Linked DNA regions of Homo sapiens: region 2 is linked to region 1. A link is an interaction called in ENCODE POLR2A ChIA-PET data of the cell type or tissue named here. Cell type or tissue: A673. All regions are shown on one strand. Each heading gives the region's core, and the rest is flanking DNA. Links, peaks and the distances in the headings are about the cores only.

Region 1 (16,775 bases), core at 5,287-10,286:
CTAAACACCTTCCTGGCCGCCACTGCCACACAGTTCACCACCAGTTTGGACCAAACAGTCCAACTGGCAAGGTACATGCTGTCCTTAGAGTTTCTTTCTTACCCTGTAACCTGGAAGGCCCATGTGCCAAGCAGGCCCTTAATAAGTACATGTTGAATAAATGAATAGACCAGTCTTGAAACATCAGCAAGACCATTCTCATCTTGTTCCGTTCCTAAAATGCTTCCCCTTCCCAGGTTGACTCCCCTCAACCACGTATCCTACTCACCCTTGAAGTTCTAGCCAAGCACCATGTTTTCTGTGAAGTCTGTCTGCTGCTGTTATTATACCTACTTTACTCTATATGCTCAAAAGTCCTCCTGTATTTACAGTTAGAACCATGTATAATAGTTTGGCACCCCCACTCCCACCCCAGCCTAGAAAACTCAAGTTCTTTACAGCCAAGGACTATGTCTTACTCTTCTTTTGGATCTATAGTGTAAGGCCTAAAGTTTTTTGTGCTGCCTTGACATCTTTGAGCTTCCTGGAGCCCCCAAAGACTAACTGTGAGTTCTGCTTTTGCCAGATAGGCCCTCCCCAGTGGAAAAGGCTCCTCATCTGGCTAGTTTCCCTATTAGCTAAATGAGCTGCACGCTACCTGGTCTTCAACCTAAGGGGTTCTACTTCCCTGCCAGCCTGTGAAATTATTCAAATAAGCCACTCATCCTCCAGTGGGAACCAGGGGTCACCCCAGCCTGTGTTGCTACAGAACTTGCCTCCCATAGGCCATGCTTGTCCACTCTACTCCTGAGTGCAACCCCAAGTGACGCTGCATGGTGTCCTGTGTCCTCCCCTAGGCTGTGAGCTTATGTGAGTCATAAACTGCCATCAATCTCATCTGTCCAGTGTTGGGTGCTGGATGTTCCACTATCTCATACTATTTAGGGTGGGGAATTCCTCTTTCAATAATGGAGTGAATAGAAGGTGATCAGAACAGTATCCCACACAGAGGTGTCACTCAATAAATTTGTGCTGATTGCATCATCTTCATTTGATGAAGTTCCTAGCCAAGTAGAAGACTGGAAATTAATTAAATATTTGCTGTAGATGACTATAGATTTTTCTACAAATAATCCATTTGAAACATATAGCAACAGCTTCTATTTGCATAATTATGCTTCAAGCAATCTTTTTCTTTACTGTTCACCATACTGTTAACCAATAAAAGCAAAACTGCCTAAGAGCAAATCTGTACTTAATTTCTGTACTACCGATCTGACATTTACATTGCAATTCTTAATAACTAATCGAGGTAAATTGTAACTGTGTCCAATCATGGAAATAAGATTCCAGTATCAGTCAACATTGGGTATAATCAAGAGACTAAAAACAACTGAAAGTGCATTAGAACTCAGACTTTCCCCCCACAATGACCTACTTAATGTATTTCATTGTCTCCCTTTATCTCACTTCTTTGTAAGCAAAATGGCAACACTTGGAGGCACTGAGAGACTTGTCCTAGAATCTGCAATTAGTTTTCTTATTAGTGTTTCAGGGAGAGTTTCATTCGCATTACTGTTATTTTATCACTTGGTTTCCAAGGTCCAAAAGGAAAAAAAAAAAAAAAAGGCCACGTATTTTCCCTTCTGGGGGCTCCTGCTTTTTATCTTAAAGCAGTGGGGGTGGGGGAACATGTACACCAGCAAGCAGTTCTCCTGTCCAGCTTCCAAGTCACACTCATTAGTAACGGGCCTCAGCCCCTCCCAGCACCCGGCCACTTCTCTCCTCTGCTGAGGGCTGGAGAGGGTGGGGACTGGGGCTCTGAGAGGGACCAGGGGATCAGGAAAGCTCAGATCCACGCCTTACCGCTCCTTGACCACACTGGAATGTGATGACTAGCTTTTTTCAGCCTGGGCTCTGCATGACAAAAGTTAGTGGAAAACGGTCATCAAACATTTCCAGCAAGCTTCAGACTTCTCCAAAGGACAGGGCCCTTCTCCAAAGACCGCCTGGCGCCTGGATTAGGCCGCTCCTAGCCTAGCCTCCCTGCTGCTCCTTTTCCCAGAGTGGTCGGTACACAGGACGTGCCGAACGTGCGATTATTAGAAGGCTATTACCAGAAGCAAGGGGATGTGCTCAGGGTGAGGCGCAGGCAAGGAAAAGACATTTCCAAACAACCCAAACAGCTTGCGACTGGGGACAAACCATTTCACCAGGGCGGTGGGGAGCCAGCCGGCCGGCCGGCCGGCCGACCCGGGGTGCGTGTGCCCAGAAGCTGTGCGGGCTCAGTGTGTAGACGCTCTGGCTGCGCAGCGCGCGTGCTCAAGTTCCAAAGCGCTGCACTCCACGGCGGCTGGAAAAGGTGGAAGAAGGACAAAATAAAACGAAATTTCCCCACACATCGCTAAAGGGAGGGGGCAGGCAGGGGGCCAAGCTCTGAAGAAAAGCTCTAAGAGATCTGTGGTGAACGGAGGAGAGACCCAGGGCAGAGGCTGGTGCTGTATTTGTGTCCAAAATTTGCCCGCTTTCCTGCTGTTTGCTGCTGGCTTGGTTGGCCAGAAAAAGTCCCCACAGTTTACCCCTAGATACGGAGGCCTTTCTCAGTACTCCACACACACACATTATCCGGATTTATTTAAATAAGAAAAAAAGTAGAGGGAAAAATATTTTTCATAAATATCTAGTACTAATAGTTTCATGTATAAACTGCCAGTAACTGCATATATACATACATGTATATGTTTTTAAACCAGAACATACCAGAGTTGTGTAATCTATTTTAAAAATAATTTTATTGTGGTAGAAAACTCAGAACTTAAAATTTACCATCTTAACCATTTTTCAGTGTATAGTTCAGGAGTGCTAAGCATATTTACATTGTTGTGCAACAGATCTCTAGGACTTCTCCATCTTGTAAAAGTGAAACCCCGTTCAACGCTAATTCGCTCTCCCCTCTGCCTTAGTAACTGCCTTTCAACTTTCTGTTTAATTTTGACTATTTTAGACTCTATATCTGAGTGGAATCATGCAGTATTTGTACTTTTGTGAATGTTTAGCATAATGTCCTCAAGTTTCATCCGTGTTGTAGCATGTGACAGAATTTCCTTCTCTCTTAAGGCAGCGTAATATTCCATTAGATGTATATACTTTTATACATTTTCTTCATCCATTCATCTGTTGGTAGACATTTGGGTTGCTTTCACCACTTGGCTATTTTGAATAATGCTGTGATAAACCTAGGTGTGCAAATATCTCCTCAAAATCCTGCTTTGAATTCTTTTGGATATATACCCAGAAGTGAGTATATATGCTGGATCATATGGCAATTCTATTTTTAATTTTTTGAGGAACTTCCATACCGTTTTTATAGTGGTTGAACCATTTTACATTCCCACCAACAGTGTGCAAGGATTCCAATTTCTCTGTATTCTTGCCAACATTTGTTATTTTCTGTTTTTCGGATATTGGCCATCCAAATAGGTATGAGGTGGTATGTAATTATGGTTTTGATTTATCTTTCTCTTATGATTAGTGATGTTGTGCATTCTCTTCATATGTTTGTTAGCCACTCGTACATCGTCTTTGGAGAATTATCTATTCAAGTCTTTTGCTTATTTTAAAAATCAGTTTATTTGTGGTTTTGTTATTGAGTTATAGTAGTTCCTTATATATTCTGGATATTAACTTCTTATTAGGTATATAATTTGCAAATATCTTCTCCCATTCCACAGGTTGCCTTTTCACTCTGTTGATTGTTTCCTTTGATGTGCAGAAGTTTTCAGGTTTGATATAGTCCCACTTGTCTACTTTTGCTTTTGTTGCCTGTGCTTGAGGTGTCATAGCCATGAAATCATTGCCAAATTCAGTGTTCTGAAGCATTTCCCTTATGTTTTCTTCTAGGAGTTTCATAGTTATAGGTGTTAAATTTTGTTCTTTAATCTATTTTGAGTTAATTTTTGTATATGGTAGAACGTAAGAATCTAACTTTATTCCTTTGCATGTGGATATACAGTTTTCCCAGCACCACTTTTTGAAGAGACTGTCTTTCCCCAGTTGTATCACACTTATCTTTTCATGTTAAGAAATATATTCAACTTCATAATTTTTAAGGCTGCATAGTATTTCATACAAGCAGATACATCATGATTTACCCAACCAGTCTTCTATTATTGAATAGCATAGATATGTTCAATTGTTTCTGGATCATAAAATAAAATTTCCTTCTCTATGTATTTGGCTTCTAGAGTTGTCACTTTAGCCAGGCTTTTTGAAGTTTCCATATTCTTTCCAGCACTGCTGCTCACGAACTGCCACCTCCACGCCCTTACAAATGCTACTTTTTTACTGCTAAGAATTTTATCATACTCCATACAAACATTATGCAGAAATTCAGTATTCTTTTCATTGTGGTAAGAAAGTGCAGCTGGGAGTCAGGAAATGTGGGTCCTAAACTGAGCTCTAGCGTTGTGGTAAGAAAAGCACAGTGTAACAGGTATGGGCTGAATTGTGTCACAACAAAGTTCATAAATTGAATCCCTAACTCCCAGTGCCTCACAATGTGACAGTATTTGGAGATAAAGCCTTTAAAAAGTGATTGAGTTAAAATGAAGCCATTGGGGTGGGGCCAAATTCAATCTTACTGGTGTCCTTATAAGAAGAGGAAATTTTGACACACAGAAAAAGTCCGGGGACTTGTGCACACAGAGGAGAGACCATGTGAAAACATAGCCAGAAGTTTGCTATCTGCAAGCTAAGGCAAGAGGACTCAAAAGAAACCAAACCTGCTGCACCTTGATCTTGGACTTCGAGTCTCCGGAACTGTCAGAAAATACAGTTTTGCTGTCTAAGCCACCCAGTTTGTGGTGCTTTGTAAAAGCAGCCCTGGCAAATGAATACAGCAATGCTTGAGTAAATTACTTGAATCTGTGGGCTTCAGATTCTTTCAAACAAACTACAGGATGAGATTATGAGATCTGGACTATTCTTAAAGATGTGATTTATTTTAATGGGGTTGCACTAAAGAGAACACTAGCACACATAACCGAAAGTATAGAGAAAGGACAGACTTCAGGGTTGATTCTGTGGATTAATCTTTCAAAGGCCCGGGTGTTTGTTTGTTTGTTTGTTTGCCTCTTTGCTCTGCACACCACAGTGTGGACTTTTTCCTAAGTCTAGGTATCTTTACGACGTGGAGATAGATGACTGCCAGCAGCAATAAGGGCAAAATCCTTTCTTATTTACATCTAAAAGAGGCCAGCACACTTCTACTCATATTTCATGAGTCTGAATGGCTTAAACATGTCCATTTCCAACTCACTCACTCATTTAGAATTAAAGGTACTGTGAAAGGCTTGGAGCAATAATCTGGCTGGAAAGGACATAGAGAGGCAATAGTCACGTCCACTAACGCTAGGAACAAATCATTTAATTTCTGGTTAGCTGTGATTTCTATGTAATCATCATGCATACTCATGAAAGTGAGATCATAATCTACAAATATATTTCAAATATAACATTTTAAGAATACGAACCTTAACAGTTAATATATTGAGTATATTTTGTAGAGATATTTAACTAAATATTTAATGATTTTTGATATCATTGTTTCCTTTGTGCAGTTAGAAACCAATATATTATTTTCAGGTCTTAAGTATTCAGGCCCTGAAAAGCTCTTAGACTTTAGGCATTGTGTGCAATGAATGAAAAAGCCCTAGAGGCAAGACTGAAATGTGATGGTAATTAAGAAAATCCAAAATGTGATAAACTATTTTGTTCTTTGCTAGAAGAAAAACTATGTTAATGGGAGAAACAAAGTCCCTCTGGAAGCTGAGAAAGGGGAAACAAAACTTGTAACAATTTTCAATGTGTATCCAGCACCATCCACTGAAATAAATTTTGACTAAAAAAATCCAAGAAGTTGTGGGCAGGCACTACTAGAAACCCCTTTTCCGTACTGATATATCCTTGCAGCTATGTGTCCAGCAAAACAAAAACAAAAGCCAACAAAAAAGCAACAAATAACAATAGCAACAATACAACAGGAAAAACAGAAAGAACTGTATTTTTCACTTTTGCAAACCCGGGTATCATTTGACATAATACTAGCCAATGAAATACAAGTGAAAGTCTGCTGAAGATTTCTGGAAATCTTTGCTTTACTATAGATGTCTCCTTTCCTCCTTTTTACTTTCTTTTTCTTCCTCTACCTAAAATGCAGACATATGGCTGGATGTGGAGTAGCCATTCTTTGACTAGAAAGTGACCAGGAAGAGAAAAGCCCCACCCCAAGGATGGTGAAACAGGAAAGGCAGAAAGAGTCTGGAGGTTGATGATGTCGGGAAACTGCCACTCCAGTCCAGGAGTGCCCACCTCTAGAAACATGAGAAAGAGAAATACCTATTTGGTTGAGGTACCTAATGTGGTTTCTGTTGCATGCTGATCTGATTAACGTAACCACATGGAAAAAGTTAAAAAAAAAAGGTAAAATTAATTTAAATAATACATTTTATTTATCCTATATATACATGTCATTTTTACATGTAGTCAATATAAAAATTATTAAGAATGTATTTTACAATTTTTCACTGGAAGTTTTCAAAATATGGTATGTCTTATAGCACCTCTCAATTAGGACCAGCCACATTTCAAGTGTTCAATAGCCCATGAATTTGTCTAGTGAGTACCATATTAGACAGTGCAATTTTATAGCCTTAAGTATCATATTTAAAAGTTTTGAAATTTAACTACAGAATATAAACAGAATCATAATTTAACTTCTAAGAAAAATGAATATATTCAAAACATTAATGGCATTGTGTTTATTTCAAATTGTTATGGCTTATAGTTTTTGAAGATGAAAACCAAAAATGTAGTTAATTTTCAAGATGTTAACCCAAAGTCAGGGATATCTGCTGAGTCCTCTTAACCTTAGGTTGCTTCTTTCATAATAACATTTTGGGGTTATTGTAAAGAAGAAATAGAAGCCAACAAGAAATAAAACTAAATCAGTTACCACAAATAACTATAATCAGCATGTTAAGAAACTGTCTTCTTGATTTTTTTTTTTTTTTTTTTTTAGACAGAGTCTCGCTCTGTTCCCCAGGCTGGAGTACAGTGGCATGATCTCGGCTCACTGCAACCTCCGCCTCTCAGGTTCAAGCAATTCTCCTGCCTCAGCCTCCCGAGTAGTTGGGATTACAGGCATGCACTGCCACGCTAGGCTAATTTTGTATTTTTAGTAGAGACGGGGTTTCTCCATGTTGGTCAGGGTGGTCTCAAACTCCCAACCTCAGGCGATCTGTCTGCCTTGGCCTCCCAAAGTGCTAGGATTACAGGCGTGAGCCACCGCACCTGGCCCTTGAATTTTTTATGTATCAATACTTTTTTCCCACCCGAGATGGAGTCTCGCTGTGTCACCCAGGCTGGAGTGCAGTGGCAGGATCTCCGCTCAATGCAACTTTTGCCACCTGGGTTCAAGCAATTCTTCCTGCCTCAGCCTCCCACATAGCTGGGATTACAGGGGCCCACCACCATGCCCGGCTAATTTTTGTATTTTTAGTAGAGATGGGGTTTCACCATGTTGGCCAGGCTGGTCTTGAACTCCTCATTTCAGGTGATCCACCTGCCTCGGCCTCCCAAAGTGTTGGGATTACAGGCATGAGCCACCATGCCCGGCCTATCAATACTTTTAAGACAGTTGAGGTTACACATTTTATACTAATTTTTATTTTTAGCATTATTTCATAAGCATTTTTTATATTAAAATTTTTTCAAAAACATTCTCAATGATTACCTTATACTATGTCTTCATATGAATAAACTATAATTTGTCTATTACTTTAATGCAGATACTTAGGTTGTTCCAAACTTTGTATTACTGTAAATAATTTGTTCCACTATCTTCATACATAAAACTATTCTCACAACTTGCTTTATCTTCTTAGGATAGATTCCCAGAGGTGAAATTACTGAGACAAAATGCGTGAACACTTCTTAATCTTCTGATATAGACTTGCCAGACTGCTTCCCAGGAAGATTTGAACCAATTTACCCTCACAACAAAATTGTGTGAGCCTTTATATCCTTACATACTGTTACAAGCATTCTGTATTAATCCTTCCTTCCTTCCTTCCTTCCTTCCTTCCTTCCTTCCTTCCTTCCTTCCTTCCTTCTTTCCTGCCTCTCTCTCTCTTTCTTTCTTTCTTTTTTTTGAGACAGGATCTTGCTTTGTCACCCAGGCCGGAGTACAGTGGCATGGATCAAAGCTCATTGCAAACTCCACCTCCCTGGGCTCAAGTGATCCTCTCACCTCAGCCTCTTAAGTATCTGGGACTACAGGTGCTGTGCCACTATGACCAGAAAATGTTTTTATTTTTTGTAGGGCAGTGGTCTCACTGTGTTGCCCAGGTTGGTCTGAAACTCCTGGGCTCAAGCAATCCTCTTGCCTTCCAAATGCTGGGATTACAGGTGTGAGCCACTGTGCCTGGCCCTGTATTAACCTTTTAGAAAAGGTAATGGGGGAAGAGAAGAGAAGGGCTAATTTATGAGGAAACTATGTCTCAGTGTGCTTTAATTTTGATTAGTTGATTACTAGTTAGAATAAACATTGTTTGCTTTTGTTACGTAACAACTGCTGTTTGTCTTATAATTTTTTATGCAGTTTATGTATTAACAATATGAATACTTCATCATGCTTGTTTTAAACACTTTTCCAGTTTGCTTACCTTTACATTTTATTTTTTAAAGTCAAGTTTATTGTGGTATACTTTACACACAGGGAAATTCATCCTTTTTAGTATAAAGTTCTACGCATTTTCAAAAAATGTATAAAGTTTGGCAATTAGCATCACAATCAAAATATCGAATACTCCATTACTTCCAAAAATTTTCCCCATGACCTTTTATAGTCAACCCTCCTCCCACCTCCAGCCCCTGGCAACAACCCATCTCTTTTCTGTCCCTATAGTTTTGCCTTTTCCAGGATGTCATATAAATTGAATCATATATAGAATATAGCTTTTTGAGTCTGGCTTCTTTCAATTAGCATAAAGCATTTGAAAAAAATCCATGTTATTTGTATATGTCAGCACTTTGTTCTTTTTTATTGCTGAGTAATATTCTATTGTATGGAATCCCACATTTTGTTTATGCATATACCAATTGAAGGACATTTGGGTTATTTCTAGTTTTTGTCAATAATGAATAAAGCCACTATAAACATTCACATACAAGTACTGGAACACAAACTTATTTCTCTTGGTAAAAATCTAGTGGGATTACTAGATTGCATGGCAAGTGTATATTTAACTTCACATAAAACTGTCAAACTATTAAAAAAAAAAAAGAAACTGGTCAAACTATTTTCCAAAATGGCGCTACCATTTTGTATTCCCACCGGGATTGTATGAAAGGTTCAGTTGTTCTATGTCTTTGCTGTCTCTTGGTATTGCTGGTGTCATTTTTCATTTTGGGTTTTTTAATTGTCATTTATTTGGATTTTTTAGCTATTCTAATAGATATATGGTGGTATTTCATTATAACTTTAATTTGCATTTCCCTGAGAATGCAAAAACAAGCAAATAATATCTAATGAAATAAATATCCTAGAGAAATTAACAGTGTTTGTGAATTTAAATTTGTTGATCTTTTAATATATTTTTCCACTTGTTTTAGATTAGAAAGTTCTTTCTCAATGAGAAAGCAGGAGAAAATTTGGCTATAATTTTAGGGTTTTCAAAAATTATTTGCTCTGAATTATCCACATTTTAATCTATCTGGGTACACATTTATTTAATTAGCTACTTGTATGATGATGGTATCTATATTCATGTTTTTCCCAAAAAAAGGCTGATCAGGTTTTTCTATAACTTTTATTGACCAATCTATTCATCTAATTTACTTGTGAAGTCTCACTTATTAAAAAATAGGAGCTGTTTCTAGGCAATCAAGTCAGTTACAGGTATCTATCTGTCCCTGCATTCAACAATTACGTATTAAGCACTTACTATGTGCCAGGCACAATTCCAGTTTCTGGGACTATAACAGCTAAAGAAGTAAAGCACCTGATTACCTGGAGCTTATATTCTAGTCAGGACAGACAGATAATAATTAAAGAAATTAGTAATTGTGTAATAGTTTGTGTGGTGATAAATGCTAAGAAGGAAAGTAAAGAAACTAAGAAGGTAAGAGGCACTGACAAGCAAGCACCCTTTTGGGCAGGTTGGTCAGACTGACCTCTCTGAGAGAGATTTGAGTAGAAACCTGAATGTATTAAAGTAGTAAGACATGGAGCTATCTGGAGAAGAAGCATTCTGAGCAAAGCCACCCCAAAATGTAAAGACTTCATAATAGGAAGGAGGCTGGCATGCAGGGGAAACAGCAAGGAGGCCATTGTGCATGAAGCTAAGCCATGGAGGTGGTGAATAGAGATGAGGTGAGAAGTGAACTCTGAGGGCTCAGATCACATACAGCTTTGCAGACAATGTTTATACTAAATCAGACATAAAACTACTAGAGTACTGAGCATAAGGTGATGTGATCTGACTTACATTTTTAGATCACCCTGGCTACTGTGTGGATAATTGTTTAATACATTTAATTTAAATAAGAATGAGTCTATTGAAAGAAAAATAATAAGTCAATGATAGTGCAAACAGTACTTGGATACAGTAAAGCTGATGAAGGTAGTATGTTAATGCCCAAAGTGTGGGAAACAGTGGTTTAACTGGTTACTGCTACTATCCAGGCAACTGCAAATTCCTGCCAGATTCTCTTATGACCAGTCATTTTCCTTAACCTTCTTGAAAATTCTAAGAGTTCTCCTACTGATTCCTCAATAGGGATTTCTCACCTTTCTGGTATTCAAGTCTGGTTCCAGGGCTTCACACTTTACAAAATTATTGCACATTTATTATTTCAGCAGAGCTTAAGGGAACTCACCTCAGAAAGGTCTGAAATCTTGAAGTGAATCAAAGCTCTCCCAGCCTCCATCAGTGATCCAGCTGTGTGCTCTCAGGGCACCAGAGAGAGAAGGCTGCATAATCACAGATAAACTGCCTTGAAGGCACATTCAGGCACAACTTCCTCAATTAACAGCACCTGTAGTTTGGGACTGGCATTATCAACAAGCAGTTCAGAGAGTTGTGGTGTGATTCCACATGTGCCGAGGAGTACCATGCTTGGACTGACTACATAAAGATTTAAGTGAAAGAAAATATAAAGTGAAAGAAAAATAAAGTTCCATCTTGTTGAAGTTACAGTTTTTCAGGTCTCTATTACTCACATCTAGACTTAATCCTGACACATATCTTATTTGTTTCACCCTCCTCAATATCAGAACCCTTTATTATGAGCTAGAAGATCTAGCATGCCACATATAATTAGGTACATAGACAGAGTCCTTATAAAATCCATAGTTTTCATTGTTGCCACATTAGGGTAATAGGTCCATGGGCATTTAAATTTTTCTTTTATGACATGTGTCAGATAAATTAGGACTAAATAATAAGGTCAAATTGATTATTTAAAGAATATCCAAAATGTCTCCTTTTAAAATGAAAATAAAATAACATGAATAAGTGATGCCTGCCCCATGCCAGGATCTGTGTGAGATGTGGGCCCCTCTGTGGTGCATGAAGCAAGCCCTGGGCCCTCAGCCAAGGTAACTGGAGTCTTGGGACTAGCTGATTGTACCTCACCTATGAGCCCTTCTAGCCTCAGCCTCCTCCCCATCACATCACACTGTCAGGCTGTCTTTCCTCATCTATTGTTCCTAAAGAACCATGGCAGAACTACAACAAGAGGTTGGAGATTTTTCTTTCATTTAGCACTTAAAATATTTGAAATTGTATGGGATGACTCAGTTCCAGGAAACTTCAAGTATCCTGTGACACTTGTTCAGTGAAGTGTTGAAAAAAGGCCTGCTCTAGGGTCTTATGGAAAGATGTGAGTAAGCCAACTTGTAGGAGGTAAGAACAAAATGTAACTTCAAGAGTGTCTCTTTCATTCCCTTGTGGTTTGCAACATCGTCTTCTCTGCCCTACTCCTACAATGTTCTCTTGAGCCAAGCCTCTGTGTGTTGGCATCAGAAAAGCTCTGCATCCCTGCCACTGGCTTCCCCATAGCAACTGGCTAGCACCCTCCTCCAAATTCTATTTATGAAAGTGTGTGTGTCTGTGTGTACTTTAATTATAAACTCCTTTGAAGGGAATACTTATCAAATAATTTTAAAAGCCTTGATATTAAACACTATTTTCTTTAGTTCTTTTATCTATTCTTTAAGGTTGGCACTGCGAGGCCCATTTTATATATGGGAAAACTAAAACTCAGTGGTTAAGAAACTTTCCCAGGGTCCCAAAGCAAGGATGTATTGAAGCTAGGCATTAATCCCAAATTCATATGATTTTCTCTATTACCTCCCTCAGCCATGCCAGAAAGAAACTGGGGTATAAATGTCACTTGCTGCCAGCAAAATGGAAAGATCACAGGCTTTGGAATCCAACATACCTGGGTTATTTCCTAGCTACGTGACCTTGGATAATAGACTTAAACTCAGTTATCTCATCTATAAAATGGGAATAGTGCCTACTTGATTCGATTGTCAAGAGAACGTAAAAAAGAATTTGACACAGGCTAGATGCTGCAGTAGCAATGACGGCTGTTTAAAATTAAATTTTAATCTTCAAGATAATGGCTGAGAATCTAGCACATGCCAGGCCTAGGCGTTCCACTTGATTTTATTTTTTTTATTTATTTATTTTTAGAGACAGGGTCTTACTCTGTCACCTAGGCTGGAGTGTAGTGATGTGATCATAGCTCATTGCAGCCTCAACCTCCTAGGTTCAAGCAGTCTTCCCACTTCAGCTTCCCAAGTAGTTGGGACCACAGACGTATGCCACCATGCTGGGCTAATTTTTCAATTTTTTGTAGAGACTGGGTCTCTCTAGACAGCCCAGGTTGTCTTGAACTTCTGTACTCAAGTGATCCTCCCACCTTAGCCTCCAAAACTGCTGGGGTTACAGACGTGAGCCACTGCACCCAGCTTTGATTATTATACTTTTAAAATACCATTAAGGAAATATAAATTCATTCCTTCTACAAATATTTATTGAACACCTACTCTAGCCCAGGACTATTTGAGGGACTAGGAATCCTGGAACTTATATTCTAGCAAGGTACTGGTAGGGGAAACAGTAAAGATAACAAATAAGTTAATTATATAGTATGATCAAAGATGCTAAGTGCCATGGGGGGAAAAGAAAGAAAAGGCATGAAGGAACAAGTTGCAGAATTATACAGAGAGGTCATAGCAGACCTCACTGACAAGGAAACATTAGAACAAAGCTTTGAAGGAGGGAATGAGTCAGCCAAGCAGACATTTGAAAGAAGAAAGTAGGTACATTTACTATGGAAGCTAGTGAAATTTTACATTTCAAGGTCTCTAACTTGCAGGGGCCCCTTCAAGTCCTGGAATCTAATTTTGTATTTGTGGTTCCTTAATGAGGATCCACAAAATTGCATATGTTTCAAGATTTTTCCCCACAGGAACATATTTTTTGGCAGAAGAACCAGTTAGAGCAAAGGCTCTGTGGTAAATGTGCCTGATCTGCTCAAGAAATAGCAAGGAAACCCCATGGCAGGAACAGAATGAACAAGAGAGATGAGAGGATCATGGAAGGGCTTGGAGGCCACTTTACGAATTTTGATTTTTATGAGGGGTCATAAGAGCTTGAGGCAGAGTTGCGATATGATCTGACTTACATTTCAAAACATTGCATATTGGGATCAGACTTAAGAGAAGCCAGGGCAGAGCACAGGAATTGTTGGGGGCCATGGCAGTAATCCAGGAGGGAGAGATGATGGTGGCTTGGACCAGTATGGAGGCAATGACAGTGGTGAGAAGTAGCTGGATTCTGGATATTTTGAAGGTCAAGTCAACAGGACTTGACTGATGGATCAGATGTGGGTTGTGAAGACAGATGAGTATTAAAAGTGATGAGACAGCATGAGGTCACCAACAAAGTGAGCCTAAAGGAGAAAAGAGGACCAAGTTCTAAGGCAGGAGGCATGCAAACCTTTCAAGAAAAGAGTTTGGAGACATTATCCTTATATGTGATTGAAGTCACTATTTCAGGTAAAGGTATATTGAGATTTAATTCATTCAGTATTATAACTTTACTATACAGATTGTTTAATTAAATTAAGCTAAACTGTAGTGTGTATGAGGCTCAATATTCCCTCTCCCACTCTGTGAAATTTAACTGAGAAAATGTATTACATTAGGTCAAGGAATTCGAGTCTACAGACAAGGGTTCTAGTACCAGTTATACTGATGATAGGACTGCACGCCAGTCATTCAAACCGTCTGTTCTCAATTGCCTCATCAGTGAGATGTGAATTGGAACAAATGTTCCTTCTTTTACTGCATTGATGTTCTTCATCTTGAGATGAGTCTGTACCCGATCATTTTGTTTTGTTTTGTTTTGTTCTTGCTATGGTGTAAGGAAGATAATTTTGAGCAAAGGCAACTTGAGTGCTTTATTTCTCTCCTTCACACCCATGTTGGTCTGTAAGGGAAGGTCACACACTGAACCGAATGCTTCAAGCAAAACTGAGTCAAAATATAATCCCCTGTCTCTTTGCAGGATTCCTCCGACAATATACAGTGAAGCTCCTGAAGTTCAATGCAATAAGAAGTGCTTCATTGGCGTGGCAAAGTGGGAACCTCCTGCAGGTATTTCATCAGATTTTTGCCATTAAAGAGAGTACAAGGCTGAAACCAGAGGCAGCAGCTCTTAACTGTGTTGGATCATGAACCCCCTTGAGAGTCTGATGCAACTACTCCTCTATCAGGTCAACAGGGAAAATCATCATGACCACCAAATCTTAGAAATGGAACGAACCCTCATTCTTTTTTTTCTTTTTTTTTTGAAACAGAGTCTCGCTCTGTAGCCCAGGCTGGAGTGCAGTGGCTCAATCTTGGCTCACTGCAAGCTCCGCCTCATTCTCTTGCCTCAGCCTCCCGAGTAGCTGGGACTACAGGCGCCTGTCACCAAGCCTGGCTAATTTTTTGTATTTTTAGTAGAGACGAGGTTTCATCGTGTTAGCCAGGATGGTCTTGATCTCCTGACCTCGTGATCCGCCCACCTCGGCCTCCCAAAGTTCTGGGATTACAGGCGTGAGCCACCGTGCCTGGCCAGAACCCTCATTCTTTAATAAATAAGGAGGCTGAAAATAGAGGTTAAGAGACTTGCCCTAGCGCTTGCTGTTAGTAAGTAATGACTGCAAGCCTAAAATCTAGGTCTTGACTCTCAATGTTCTTTCTTTTATATGACATTGCTTGGTAAATTTCATATTTCCCGTATTTTTGCTACAAAACTAGTTTCCTTTTTTGGTCAGTGGGTGAGGGGCTATGTTTTGTTCTTAACAGCATTATTGAGATGTAACTCACATACCATAAAATTAGACCATTTAAAATGTAGCATTCAATGGTTTTTAGTGTTTTCAAGTTGTGCAAACATTGCCACTATCTAATTTTAGAAACTTTTTTCTCCTACACAAGGAAATGCCATACGTATTAGCAGTCATTTCCATTCTTTCTACCCCCGGCCCTAATCTACTTTCTGTCTCTGTGGCATTTTTTATTCTGGGGATTTCATATAAATTGAATCATATAATATGTGGTCTTTTGTGATTGGCTTATTTCACTTAGCATAATGTTTTCAAGGTTCATCCACATTGTAGCATGCATCAAACCTCCTTTTCATTGCCAAATAATATTCCATTACATAGAGTGTTTTGATAACCTTTTGGTAAACAAATGACAGACCTTTGGGTTTTGTCCACTTTTTGACTATTATGAATAATGAAGCTATAAACACTTGTATACAAGTTCTTGTGTGAACATGTTTTCATTTCTTTTTGTATATGTCTAGGAGAATTGTTGGGTCATGTAATAACTTATGTTTAACATTTTGAGGAATTGGCAAACTGTTTTCCGAAGGGGCCACATCATTTTACATTCCTACCAGCAATGTATACAGGTTCCAATTTCTCCCCATCCTTGCCAACAGCTGTTATTTTTAAATTATTTATCATCATCATTATTTTTATTATTATAGCTGTCCTAGTAAGTGTGAAGGGGTGATACATGTGGTTAGTGGCTACCATATTAGACAAAGCAGAGTCGGGGCTAAAATGAAATTAAAAATCCACATCATACATTCTACACTAATTTTTTTCAAGCCAACACTTACTGAACTTTTACTATGTGGCAGTTACTATACTAAGCATTATCTTGGATTATCTCATTTCATTCTCACAATATATGATGGAATAAGTACTGTTACTGGCTATAAGGGAAATGGCTGCACTTTAGTCAGGAGTAGGCTGAGGTGGCCTTCAGTCGCACCATGACTCAGCAGGTTTGGAGCACCAGCACACAACCCTGCAAGTTATGTCATGTGAGGCACATTAGGTGATCACCCATGTGAGCTTGTGCTTGGCTCAGAGCCATATTGTCTGTAAAAGGTATAATTACTCTGCTGATGCTGTACCTATGGCTTGCTTGTGCCCAGAGAGAGAGTAAAGCCACGTCAAAACTATCTATGATTCCTTGAGTGTTTTTCCAGCTACCCACCACTCACCCACTGACTCCCCTCAGACATCAGTTAGAACCTAACAATTGGCATCATGAACAGGATCCTGAGGTGAGTGAGCCTTCGGTCCCCACCGATTCTGGGTCAGCCATCTGGCCACAACATGGGTTATGGTACCCGGTGGCAGCTGTGCTGCTCAGA
Region 2 (12,373 bases), core at 7,242-12,241, 180 kb after region 1:
CTATTTTTGTTCAACAACTAATCTCTAGGGTTACTATAGAATTTAAAACCTTGACTCCGAAAATTCAGATATAAAGAATCTGTCCTCTAACTTCCCTTTTGAGCTACCTCCTGACATAAAGATGAGAATAGTTATGATCTATTAAGCACCTAGTCTGAACAAGAAATATCTTTCTATATGTTAATGCTAATCCTTAAAATACCTCACAATTTGTTCCATATCCCCTCATCTTATAGATGAGGAAATTGGGACTTAAAGAACATAAGTAACAGTCTAAGGTCACTCTGGTAGCTAGTGGAGCTGCATTCAAGTCTAGATCTGTCTGGCCATAAAGCCCAAGCTCTTTTCTCAAATTTAGAAATTGTCAATCTAGAATTCCTAAATGGGCCTCAGAATATTCTCAAGAGCCTAAAATTCGGTGCAAATCTGTAAGTATATGTGTATATGCATTTTTCTGGGGAGAGGATCTAAAACTTGTATCAGGTTTATCAGCTATATTTACAGAGCCTATCACAGTCTTGAAGACAGTAGGCACATGATAAATATTTGTTCAATAAATAATATGGGTCTGTGACACTAAAATAGGTTAAGAACCATTGCTTTTATTATGTGTCCCAGTACTGCTGTAGCTTGTCCCATTATCTATGCTATGATTTAACAGATTTGAATTTCCAGTGCTACTGCCTTTGTTTTGGACACATACATTCATTCTTTTTTTAAAAAAAGAAGATTTAAAATTCAGAATCTAGCTGATATGCCACTTAAAACTATTTGATATTTATATTAAAAAATTAAAAACTTTTAGACAGTATTGTCCAAGGATGATTTTCCTTAAACAGATCACAACAGTGCAAAGGACTGCAAACTATTTAGACTAGCAGTACGGAATAGAAATATAATGTGAGTTCCAAATGCAAGCCACATTTGCAATTTTAAACTTTCTAGTAGTCACACTTTAAAAAGTAAAAAGAAACAGGTAAAATTAATTTTAATAATATATTTTATTTAAATCACTATATCCAAAATATTATCATTTCAACCTGCAAGCAATATCAAAGATTATTGAGTTATTCCACATTTTTTTTTTCATGCTAAGTCTTGGAAAGCCAGTGTACATTTTACATTCAATTCAGAAGGCTCCCTTCTTCATACTTGGTGGCCACATTGGCTCATGGCTGCCATACTGAACAGTGCACGTAGAGACTCAGGTGACTGAAAGAGGTGGACAAGGTTGATGAAGGCCGCAACGAAGTAGGAAGAAAGTGCAGCAGGTTTTGGCATGTGAGGAGACACTTCAGTGATCCAAAGTACAATGATGTTAGGTCAGGCCGCCAGCTCATATTGCCAAAATTGCAGCTTTGTAGATGATTATTAAGATGGGCCCAAGAAAACAGTATAACATTCAGCATTTCAGCAGAAGTCTTTTCCTATTTCCACAGTCACCTTTTCTTGGAAACAGACACGCACATGGGTGCACATGTAGGGGAAGATGTGATGCAGAGTGACTAAAGTTTCGCCTAGTAATTATAATAATTTTGTTCTTTTAACCACACCTCGAGCAAAGGATCTGTGAGGTGTTTATTTATTTATTTATTTATTTTTTGAGATGGAGTCTTGCTCTGTCGCCCGTTGCTGGAGTGCAACGGCGTGATCTCAGCTCACTGCAACCTCCGCCTCCTGGGTTCAAGCAATTCTCCTGCCTCAGCCTCCCGAGTAGCTGGGATTACAGGCGCCTGCCACCATGCCCGGCTAATTTTTGTATTTTTTAGTAGAGATGGGGTTTCACCATGGTGGTCAGGCTGGTCTCAAACTCCTCACCTCAGGTGATCCACCTGCCTCAGCCTCCCAGAGGGATCTGTGAGTTTTATTGTGTGGGGTTTAGGCAGTCTCTGGCCCCTTAGGAGAGAAAGGAGAAGTAGAGGTCCAGAGTTGCATTCCTCCATTTCACTGATAAAGGAAGGAGGCTACAGAGAGCCTGAGAGTATAGACTGCAAGACCAGACCATACCTTAAAAGAGCCCAGGAAATTCTGTTCCACACCCTGACCAAGCTTAACTCACAGATCCTGTAAGTGCTTTCTGAGGCCCCACAAAGGCTTATCCTGCTCTGTGCTGTGGCTTGCCTCTTCTGAGGCCAGACACATGGCACACTTAAAACACCTTCTGCTACCAGGCAGGGCAGTTGTGTTATCTTGAAACCCACTTTGTTGGGCCTCAGAAAGCACTTACAGGATCTGTGAGTTAAGCTTGGTCAGGGTGTGGAATTCCCTGGCCTTAAATTAAAAGCATTTATTTTAGACCGAATGGTAGATGTTTTAAACTTTAAAAGAAAAAAAAATATGAAGACCTATATACAACTTGAAGAAAACTGAGATACCATTTATGAGATACATCCAAATTATCAGAGAGTAGACTGGTGCGAGGTTCCACGTGAGTGGAAAAAATTTCTCCAACACCGTTACTCACCACCACTGTTACCAACACCATCACCAGCATTACTACTACCATAATTGTTACTATTATAGGCGGTCTTCCATATCCACAAGTGCCACATCCATGGTTTCAACCAACCACTGATGGAAAATATTTGAAAAATAAAAAATAACAATGCAACAATACAAGTAAAAAAATACAGTATAACAACTACTTACATAGCACTTACATTGTATTAGGCATTATAAGTAAACTAGAGATGATTTAAAGTATATGGGAGTATATGGGTCGATTATATGCAAACACTATATTATTTTACATAAGGGACTTGAGCATCGCAGATTTTGGTGTTGGGGAGGTGCTTCCTAGAACCAATTCCCTGTGGATACTGAGGGAAAATTGTACCACCATCATCACCACCACCAACATGCCTCTCCTTCCATTTATCTGCTCCATGTGGTTGGGAAAAGGACCTAGGAAAATAACATTTTGTGGGGAGCTTCTTTTGCACTTAGGGCTACATCTTCCCAGCAGGTTACAGGGTCATGGTGTGGTAGGAATTGGAAAGTGCAGCATCTGTAAACCAATCCACAACCCAAACAATTTTTTCCTATTCTATAATGATGAAAAGTCACTTGCTGAGCTACCATCGAACAGCAGAATAGAAAAGTCTAAGAAAGCAATTAACTAGCAGGGTGAAAATACAAGTCAGAGATGACTGCTGCTGAAACCCCATGGGGAGTAATGAGATAAGAATTCTTAGGACTTAATTCATAACAGAGACAGTCAGAGTGTGGAGGAGTGGATGGGTAGGCAATGACTCATGTTCCCTGCCCAGGGTACAACCTCAAAATAGTGAGACTGATCCTACAGGCATATATGAAAACCAGTCTCAGAACTGCACTCACTAGTCATGGATGATCTTTGTGCTGGTTAATTTCTAAGACTGCTTTTGTAACAGAGTGGTGCCCTGATCACAGCTAGTTTACAATCAGAAGCAGCTGAGGAGGCTGGTTCTTCAACATGTATGATCTTGAGCAAGCTTCCTAATTCTCTGAACCTGTGTCTTCATCTGCAAAATGAGAATAATTCAGTATAAATTAGAAAATGCATAGTTAATTACATAGAATCTTCAAAACATATTGGGAATGATGGTGATAATGTGGACCTTGTTTACTAGCAGAATGCTTGCCTTATCTCTATTCATCTCCTCTACATTCCTAGGAAATAGGTACTATTATTATCTCCATTTTACAAATGAGCAAGGTTACTAAAGCTCAGCAAGGTTAATGTCACATAGCTTGCAGAAAGATTTCTTCTACTATACAACTTGATCTCTTTAACATGTAAACTGTGTAATTTGCAATAGTTTGAAAATCAATGGAAGATGAAAATGATCCAAACCCCAAAAATAAATACATATGGGAAAAGTTACGATCTGGACCAACTGCATTCAAAGGAAATGCAGTTTTATTAGTTTCAAGGACATACAGTAACCAGAAAATGACTAACAAGTGCTGGCAGTTCGGGCCCAGACTTAGTAAATAGATAAAAATGATTAGCATATCTAAGAAGTTCTTGTCTTGCTTTCTATGATGGTTAATACTGACTGTCAACTTGATTGGATCGAAGGATGCAAAGTATTGATCCTAGATGTGTCTGTGAGGGTGTTGCCAAAGGAGATTAACATTTGGCAACAGTCAGTGGGCTGGGGAAGGCAGACCCACCATTAATCTGGTGGGCACAATCTAATCAGCTGCCACTGAATATAAAGCAGGCAGAAAAACGTGAAAATGCAAGACTGGCCTAGCCTTCTAGCCTGCATCTTTCTCCTGTGCTCGATGTTTCCTGCCCTCAAGCATGGGACTCCAAGTTCTTCAGTTTTAAGACTCGGACTGGCTCCCCTTGCTCCTCAAGCTTGCAGACAAGCCTATTGTGGGACTTCGTAATTGTGTAAGTTAATACTTACTAGACTACCCATTATATATATCCTATTAATTCTGTACCTCTAGGGAACCCTGACTAACATACCTTCATTTTGAATAGAGTGTTTTATAAATAAAAGAAAACTGAAGTGTTGGAAAACAAATTATTTTCTCTGGTAAGTAAATGTTTTTCAACTATTACTTAAAATGTTTATTTACTTATTAAGCATTTTTTTTACAGATAGCATAAAAGTACACTTCAATCCCTGCAGAAATAATAAAAAAATTAGAGATTAAAAATATCCAAATTGTTTTATTGTAAATGTTAAAATTTCTAACCAGCTTGTGTTTTAATTCTTTAAAATATAATGTTCTAAATAAATGTAAATTTCTAAAATGTTTTTCAAATCTCAGTTATCCAAACTTCACAAAAAAGATTTATTCTGGTATCAGCTATGTCCTTTGTTATTTTACAGAGTTTTTGAGAAATGCAATTTTTTTTGAAATTAAATACTTAGGTAATTTCTGAGTACTCTTTATAATAGAAAATGGAAAGACAGAGAAGAAAGTGTTCAGACTATAGGCTTTGACAACACTGGTGGTAAGTCTGCCCTCAGTCATGAACCCAAGACTTCCATTCACTTTGGTGTCCCAGACATGGCCCAACTTGGGTGTGGAATCTTTTAGCTATTGCTGTTAATCCATGTAAACTATCTCAGTGAAATGTGTTCTCTTTAAAAGTTAATCAATCATTGCAAAAGAACAATGAGTTTTTTTAAATTAGATATAGTGGGCCCAAACCATGCCAAATATTTTGTGGTTTTCTGGGAATACAGAAAAGGTAGTTATTGGTATTGAAATAAATGCAGATCTCAGTAAGTCCCAGCTGTTGAACATATGATCACTATTTGGGAGAACAAATAGCAATATTTTTTCCATCCCTGGAGTACATTCTGCTCTTGATATGCATGCATAACTACAATAAACAATTAATGGGAGTTACAGAGAAAGGAGACTAAAGGACTACATTTCTTTTCTGTTGCCTAAATGAAACTTCATTTGGTTGATATCTGTCTAGAGTTAGATTTCCATATGATATAAATGCTGCGTTAGTATTTTAATTCCATTTTGATAGGATGTCTTTCTTTAAAAAAGCCAACGAAACATCTGTAATAAATTTTTATTAGGTAGTACTTGTTTTTTATTACATATTTGTGGATATAACTAAATTTAATTCTAAACAAACAAGTACTAAGCACCTGCTTTATGACCAGCACTATAACCTGAGAAGCAAAGGAGAAGCACCAGGCACTGCCCTTGAAGAACATTAAGTTTGAGTAGACAGGTAAAACATGTTTATCCAAAATCACAGATATGTAGAGTTGGAAGGTACCTCAGAGGTAATACAATCTTGAGTTTGCATATTGAAATTCCAACACAGAGTTAACAGAAACAAGTGAAATATCCGAACAAGTTGAGCATCATATCATGTTGGTGTCTACACCTGATGTTAAGGGACAGCTGCTTTCTTTCTCAATGAGCTTTCTGCCACCCCAAAATGTGGGTCTATTCTGATCTTTTTCAGAGTGTATATAATTCCAAGCTTTCCAAAATTTCTCAATTTTTAAACATTGTCAACTAATTTGAGTTTTACTAAGTCTGAATGAAACACATAGGTGGGCCTTATCCAACTAAGACAGAGCAGGAACCCTCTTAAGAGTCTGCTGGGCACCTCTCACCATGCGCTCCAAGCATGGAAATAAAGGAAAATCTTGAGTTCCTTCAAGGGAAATTCCAAGCACCTAGCGAGCCTCCAGAAGTAAATGAGCAATTTAGCCCTGGCGCAGTGGCTCACGCCTGTAATCCCAGCACTTTGGGAGGCCGAGGCGGGCGGATCACCTGAAATCAGGAGTTCAAGACCAGTCTGCCCCACATGGTGAAACTGTCTCTACTAAAAACACAAAAAATTAGCTGGGCATGGTGGCATGCACCTGTAGTCCCAGCTACTTGGGAGGCTGAGGCAGGAGAATTGCTTGAACCTGGGAGATGAAAGCTGCAGTGAGCCAAGATTGCGCCACTGCACTCCAGCCTGGGTGACAAAGCAAGACTGTCTTAACAAAAAAAAAAGGAAATGAGCAACTTGATAAGCAATAAGGTAACAGTAGCTTAAAACAACAGCCAAGAAAGTTATTCATTAGATGTTTGATTCCCTATAGAAACTAAAGATACTAATAACACCCTAACATATGTCCCTGAGTTATTTTTCAGAAACTTGGACACTATTAAATTGAAAATGCTGTCTGCTGACATGTAGACTTCAGATAAGGGGGAACTGAGGACTGAACTATGACCTCTGTTCTTTGTTCTAAATTTCTTTCTGAGGAGCCTGGAGGAAGTCACATCCACAGGCTCAACATTCCTTTCTGCGGGCTCCAAATTGTTAGACAAAGCTTCACCTTCTTAACCAAAAAAAATCAGAAAATCTTTGAATCTACCTATGACCAGTGGGCCCCTGCTTTGAGATGTCCGTCCTTTTTAGGTCAAACCAAAGTATAGCCTTTATGTGTTGATTCATGACTTTACTTAAAACCTCTGCCTTCCTGCCTTTAAAAACCCCTACATGCAAGCCATCGGGGAGTTCAGGTCTTAATCATGAGCTTCCCAATTCTCCCTGCTTGGCACCCTGCAATAAATGCCTTATTTTCTTTCACTGCAAATCTCAATGTCAGCGTTTGGCTTTGCTGCACCGGGCAGGCCAACCAAAGTTTGGCTCAGTAACACAATCTGTGGCCTGCCATTTTGCAACCTCTGGTCTGCAAATGAAAGGCCTAACCCCTTGATTTTACAGATGTTGAAAATGGTCTGTCCAAAGTCTGAAATTATTTGCCAGGACTCCCAGTCCAAAGCTTTTTTCACATAACTATATCCTCTCTCAACAAGAAAATAACTAGATGACTCAAAAAGAAAAACACTGTGTTATAAAGCAACATGTTAAAAATAAATTAAAGCACAAGATAATATAATGAAAACTACAGGGGTAAATCCTGTGGGGAAGAGAAGTAATATAATGCTCATGGCAGGAAGAATTTGAGAAGGCCTTTTTTTAAGTGGTATTTGAGCTAGATTTTGAAGAAAGTGACTAATAAAAATTGACAAAAAGAAAGAGTGAACGGAATTCAGTAGAAGAAAACACATGTCTAAGGATTGGCAAATAAATATGCAAGACATCACAGAGAATTTGTTGGCTTAATCGGAGAGTAAAAATTATGTCAGCATAATTCATTCAACAAATATTTATTGGGTTCTGCGTGTCAGGCACTGTTCTAGGTCTTAGGAATACAGCAGCCAGTAAGAAAGCCAAATTCTAGGCCCTTGTAGGCTATTTATTCTAGTGGCACAGATAGATAATAAGCAAGTGAAAAATAATATGAAGTACTATGAATAAAATACAACTAAGAAATGTGACAGTAGTGGCTGTACGTGTACAATATTAGACAGGATTGTCAGGGAAGGCCTCGCTGAGGAGATGGCATTTGGACTGAGTCCCAACAGAGGAGAAGTCATGCAATGACCCATGTGAAGAGCTCTCAAGGCAAGAGAGAAGCTAGCACACAGGGCCTGGCTAGGAAGGGACAGGAAGAACAGAGCATGGCTACAGCAGAGTGAGCTGTGGTGAAGATGGCAGGAAATGAGGTCAGAAAGACAGGCAGACACTTCTTAGGCCTGGGTAAAAAGTCTGGAATGAAATGAGGTTTCCTACAGGGAAGCAGTATAAGTTGATTATAAATGGAGAGTTTCCAACAAGAAAGTAGCATTATTTGATAAGAAAAGGAAGTAGATAATAGAGATCCTTGAATTGAAGCTGACGGAATATAGTCAATTTCTGGGAGATGCTATAGATTTCAGTGGGCAGAACAAGAATGAAAATGGTGAATGAGTCTCTTCTGTTTACTGAGTGCAGAATGGGTTGGGGTCAGGAGCTCTGGGTGAACCCTGGTGTAGATGCCCAGGTATAAGGGAGGATTATAATTCAGTCAGGAGTGGTGGAAATGAAGAGGAGGAAGTATCATAAACACTAAACAGAATGAATGGATATAAGTTGGAACAAATGAAATAAAAAAACTGTTGAGAGAAACATGCACGTTTCAGTGCTGGGAGGCCATTTTAGGAAGTGGCCTTAATGACTAAGATGAGAGAGAACTATCAAGATGTAAACTTTTAGGGAATCACAAGACATGTATTACAAGCAATTAGAAATATAAAATTAGAGGCCTTGGGGGTGACAGGTCAAGGCAGCAGAGAGGTTTGGAACTACTCTTTGTATCAATAAAAATGGAAGCTAACAAGAGGTTTAACTCCCAGAAGGTAATGGAAAGGAAGAGAAAGAAGTAAAAAAAAGAAAAAAATCCTAAATATATCCACAGCAAGGGTGAGAGTTCAGTGTCGCTAGGTGTTTATTCTGTTTTATTTTTTAAATTGGTCTGTTCAGTCAAGGAAAAAAGAACAAAGCCCCTTTGTGAACTCAGCGCTGGAAAAAAACAGCTTGCTGGAAACAGACAGCTATTATTTATCAATGTAATAAACACTAATATGTTTTATTGTAAGAAAGTGTTATTTGAAACAAAATTTAAAGACACTTAAAATTTACACTCAGTTGAATGGATTCTCTGTAATCTTTACTTACTATTGATGATTACTCAATGTCTGAATGTAAATTTGAGTCTTTTCCTGGATTCTCTAGCCTCCCTACACAGTCTAAGGCTGATAGTCCTGAACTTGAAGGCTCTGAGTTTACAAATCAAACTAAACAAAACTTCAGCCAGACTTAAAAAAACAAACAGCTCTTTACTTTAACCATAGAAAAGCATTAATTTTATCTTTCAACAAAAATAAAATTTGATAAGACCTTTAATAGTAGAGGAATAACTGTTTTAGCATAGCATAGAGCAGGAGATCATTTAAGGAACAAAACAGTTGATTGTTTTATAGGAAGACCCTTGACTATTGTCAGTTCCTCTTAAAAATAAGAATCAAAAGCCAGGCGTGGTGGCTCATGCCTGTAATCTCAGCACTTGAGGTCACGAGTTCGAGACCAGCCTGGGCAATGTGGAGAAACCCCATCTCTACAAATAATAATAATAAAAAAAAGCCAGGCATGGTGGTGTATTCCTGTAGCCCCAGCTACTTGGGAGTGTGAGGTGGAAGGATCCCTTGAGCCCAGGAGGTGGAGGCTGCAGTGAGCCAAGATCATGCCAGTGCACTCCAGCCTGGATGACAGAGTGAGTCCCTGTCTCAAAACAATAATAGTAAGAATCAGCACGGTAAAATGAGAATAGAGAAAAAGAGCAAGGACCAATTTTGCCATTCAAAATGCCACATGGTGCATTCCCTGAAAAAATTCTGAGAAAATTATACCATTCTGAAAAATTCTAAAGGAATTTCTCTGAACTGTTTTTAAAATGCTTCCACTTTTGTGTTTGTTTTTTGGGAAAATTACTAGTATTGTTTTTGTAACATTAAATATGTTCACCAGTGCTCATCATCAAGAATTAAAACAATACAAATCTGAACACGAAAAAAAATCTCACTTTTTACCACATATCATTAAGAGTATAAAAACTTATCCAACTGGATGCAGTAGCTCACACCTGTAATCCCAGCACTTTGGGAGGCCAAGGCAGGAGGATCACGAGGTCAAAAGATCAAGACTACCCTGGCCAACATAGTGAAACCCCGTCTCTACTAAAAACACAAAAATCAGCTGGGCATGGTGGCGTGTGCCTGTAGTCCCAGCTACTCAGGAGGCTGAGGCAGAATTGCTTGAACCTGAGAGGTGGAGGTTGTAGTGAGCTGAGATTGTGTCACTGCACTTCAGCCTGGCGACAGAATGAGACTCCATCTCAAAAACAAACAAAAAAAAACCGTATCCAGATTCTTTCTCCGCATATATGTAAATGAGAAGATAGGTAGACAGAAGGGTAAAAATGTAGTATGGAGATAGAGAAATACTTTAATGAAAGTTAGGTACTGTGTTGCTATTTTTGGTAAACTGTATTGCATTTCATTTGACCTGAATTTCAGTAGAAGAAAAGGCAAAAAATAAAGGAGGAAAAAGAAGGACTAAAATATCAGAAAACACAAAAAGCATTACAGTACTTTGGCCTGTGGTGCCATGCAATTATCTATGAGGTGTGCTAATGCTTTGATTTAGTAGACATTTATTGGCTTTATGTATGTTACGTTATGTATGTATGTACATGTTTAATACTTCATTTTGATATATTACCCTGATTAATCTATCATGTTTAACCCATTCAGTCATAATGTATAAAATGGCTTTCCATCAAGAGAACATATTTTCCATTGATATATGCTAAAAACTAAGAGAATGTAGTATAGGCAATCCTCTCTTTGCATAGTTCTGATATGCATGAATTTCAGTTACCACATTTTAATTAAATAATACTAGTCCTCCATTAACACAGCTCAAGTTTCAGTTACCATGGTATATTAACTGTAAGTAATCATATAAAGTACAAAGTTTGCTCCTAGCTCTTGACAAATCACTAAGTAAATAACAGACACATATCATGATCCATGACCAATTACATCACTTCCTTCAGAATAGTGTGTGATTGGTCACTGCACATCTGTTATTCAGTTTACCCCCAGAGAGCAAAGTGTACAGCTGTGTTGTCTTCTTGTCAACCAGTGATTAACCCCTGTAACATTTTCTAAAAATGGGTAATCAAAAAAGTGAACTGACTAACAAAGATGGAAGTACAGCAAAGAAATGAAAAGTGAAAGTGCTGGAAGTGAAATTTGAATCCAATGTAAATGGAGTTATAGAAGAAAATGCTGACTGTGGCAATGTTGACACTGCTGGGGTTTCAGAGCTTCTAGATATGCAGCCAGAGGAACTCATCAACATCAGTGAGTAAAGTGGTTGTGATGAAAAGGATGACAATGTCCCAGAGGAAGTGATTCCAGGAAGATATTTCACATTAAAGAAACTCTAGGAGGCCAGGCGTGGTGGCTCACGCCTGTAATCCTAGCACTTTGGGAGGCTGAGGTGGGTGGATCACCTGAGGTCAGGAGTTCGAGACCAGCCTGGCCAACATGATGAAACCCCATCTCTACTAAAAATACAAAAATTAGCCAGGCTTGGTGGTGGGTGCCTGTAATCCCAGCTACTCAGGAGGCTGAGGCAGGCAGAGGTTGCAGTGAGCCAAGATTGCAGCATTGCATTCCAGCCTGGGTGACAGAGCGAGACTCCATCTCAAAAAAAAAAAAAAAAAAAAAAAAGAAAGAAACTCTAGAAGATATTTCATGACATAAAAAATGCAAAGGATAAATTGTTGGAAGCTGATTTAAACCTAGAAAGGTACATAAAATTCGCCAAGGCATAGAAAAGATATGGTAAGTTATACAATGAGAAGAAGGCAAATACTATTGAAACTACTCTTGATGAGTTTTTTACAAAAAAGTAAAATACTTTGATCCTCAATGTTTCTAATGTTTTATAGTATATTAAATGTTAATTTTTACTATTTTTTCATTTCTTTACACATTTGTAATGACTGTAAGAGAGTTTTTAATGTTTTCTCAAAAATTTGTCAGGGACATGGAATAATCATGTCCCACTGATTATTAAGATCACTTCCCATGGCTTCTGCTTGCAGTCTTTTTCATGATCCTGTGCAAAAGTGAGGTCTGCCTATACCTAATTATATCATGCAAATTAGGACTTAAATATATTTTGTCTCCATTTCATGTATCTTGACTGCCTAACTAGATTTTTAAACTACTTAATTGCAGAAATAAGGCACCCTCTAACTTCCACATTGCCTACCTCACTTAGAACATCATTGAATATTTGCCAAGTGCTTAATTAGTACTTACTGATTCACTAATTATTATTATATTGAATGTTAGGGTGTTGATAGTGTGAAGTCATAATAATAAATGTTATTTTTTTCGTTAGAGTATAAACTTTACCCATTCTACTTTCCACTGT

The links. ChIA-PET counts read pairs that join two places held together with the same protein. Peaks named below come from ENCODE experiments on the same cell type or tissue, not always from the same donor. Only the 100,000 strongest peaks of a DNase experiment are listed, where the experiment ranks them.
Region 2: POLR2A ChIA-PET joins it to region 1 with 5 read pairs; 2 of 35 experiments call an interaction of 5 or more read pairs at or near these places.

What each region holds. Positions count from the first base shown.
Region 1 is chr3:156,604,037-156,620,811 of GRCh38, forward strand. No RefSeq gene overlaps it. Among named protein-coding and RNA genes, the nearest start is that of SSR3, 57 kb to the left of the region's middle. RefSeq lists an enhancer at 16,368-16,427. In A673, for the core only: no CTCF peak of the experiment used is centred there; DNase peaks (open chromatin) are centred at 5,345, 5,685, 6,215 and 8,015; H3K4me3 peaks cover 229 bases; H3K27ac peaks cover 5,000 bases.
Region 2 is chr3:156,785,143-156,797,515 of GRCh38, forward strand. The region is part of intron 1 of LINC00886 (long intergenic non-protein coding RNA 886); the gene reads right to left. Among named protein-coding and RNA genes, the nearest start is that of LINC00886, 26 kb to the right of the region's middle. RefSeq lists an enhancer at 3,213-3,282. In A673, for the core only: no CTCF peak of the experiment used is centred there; no DNase peak of the experiment used is centred there; H3K27ac peaks cover 1,293 bases.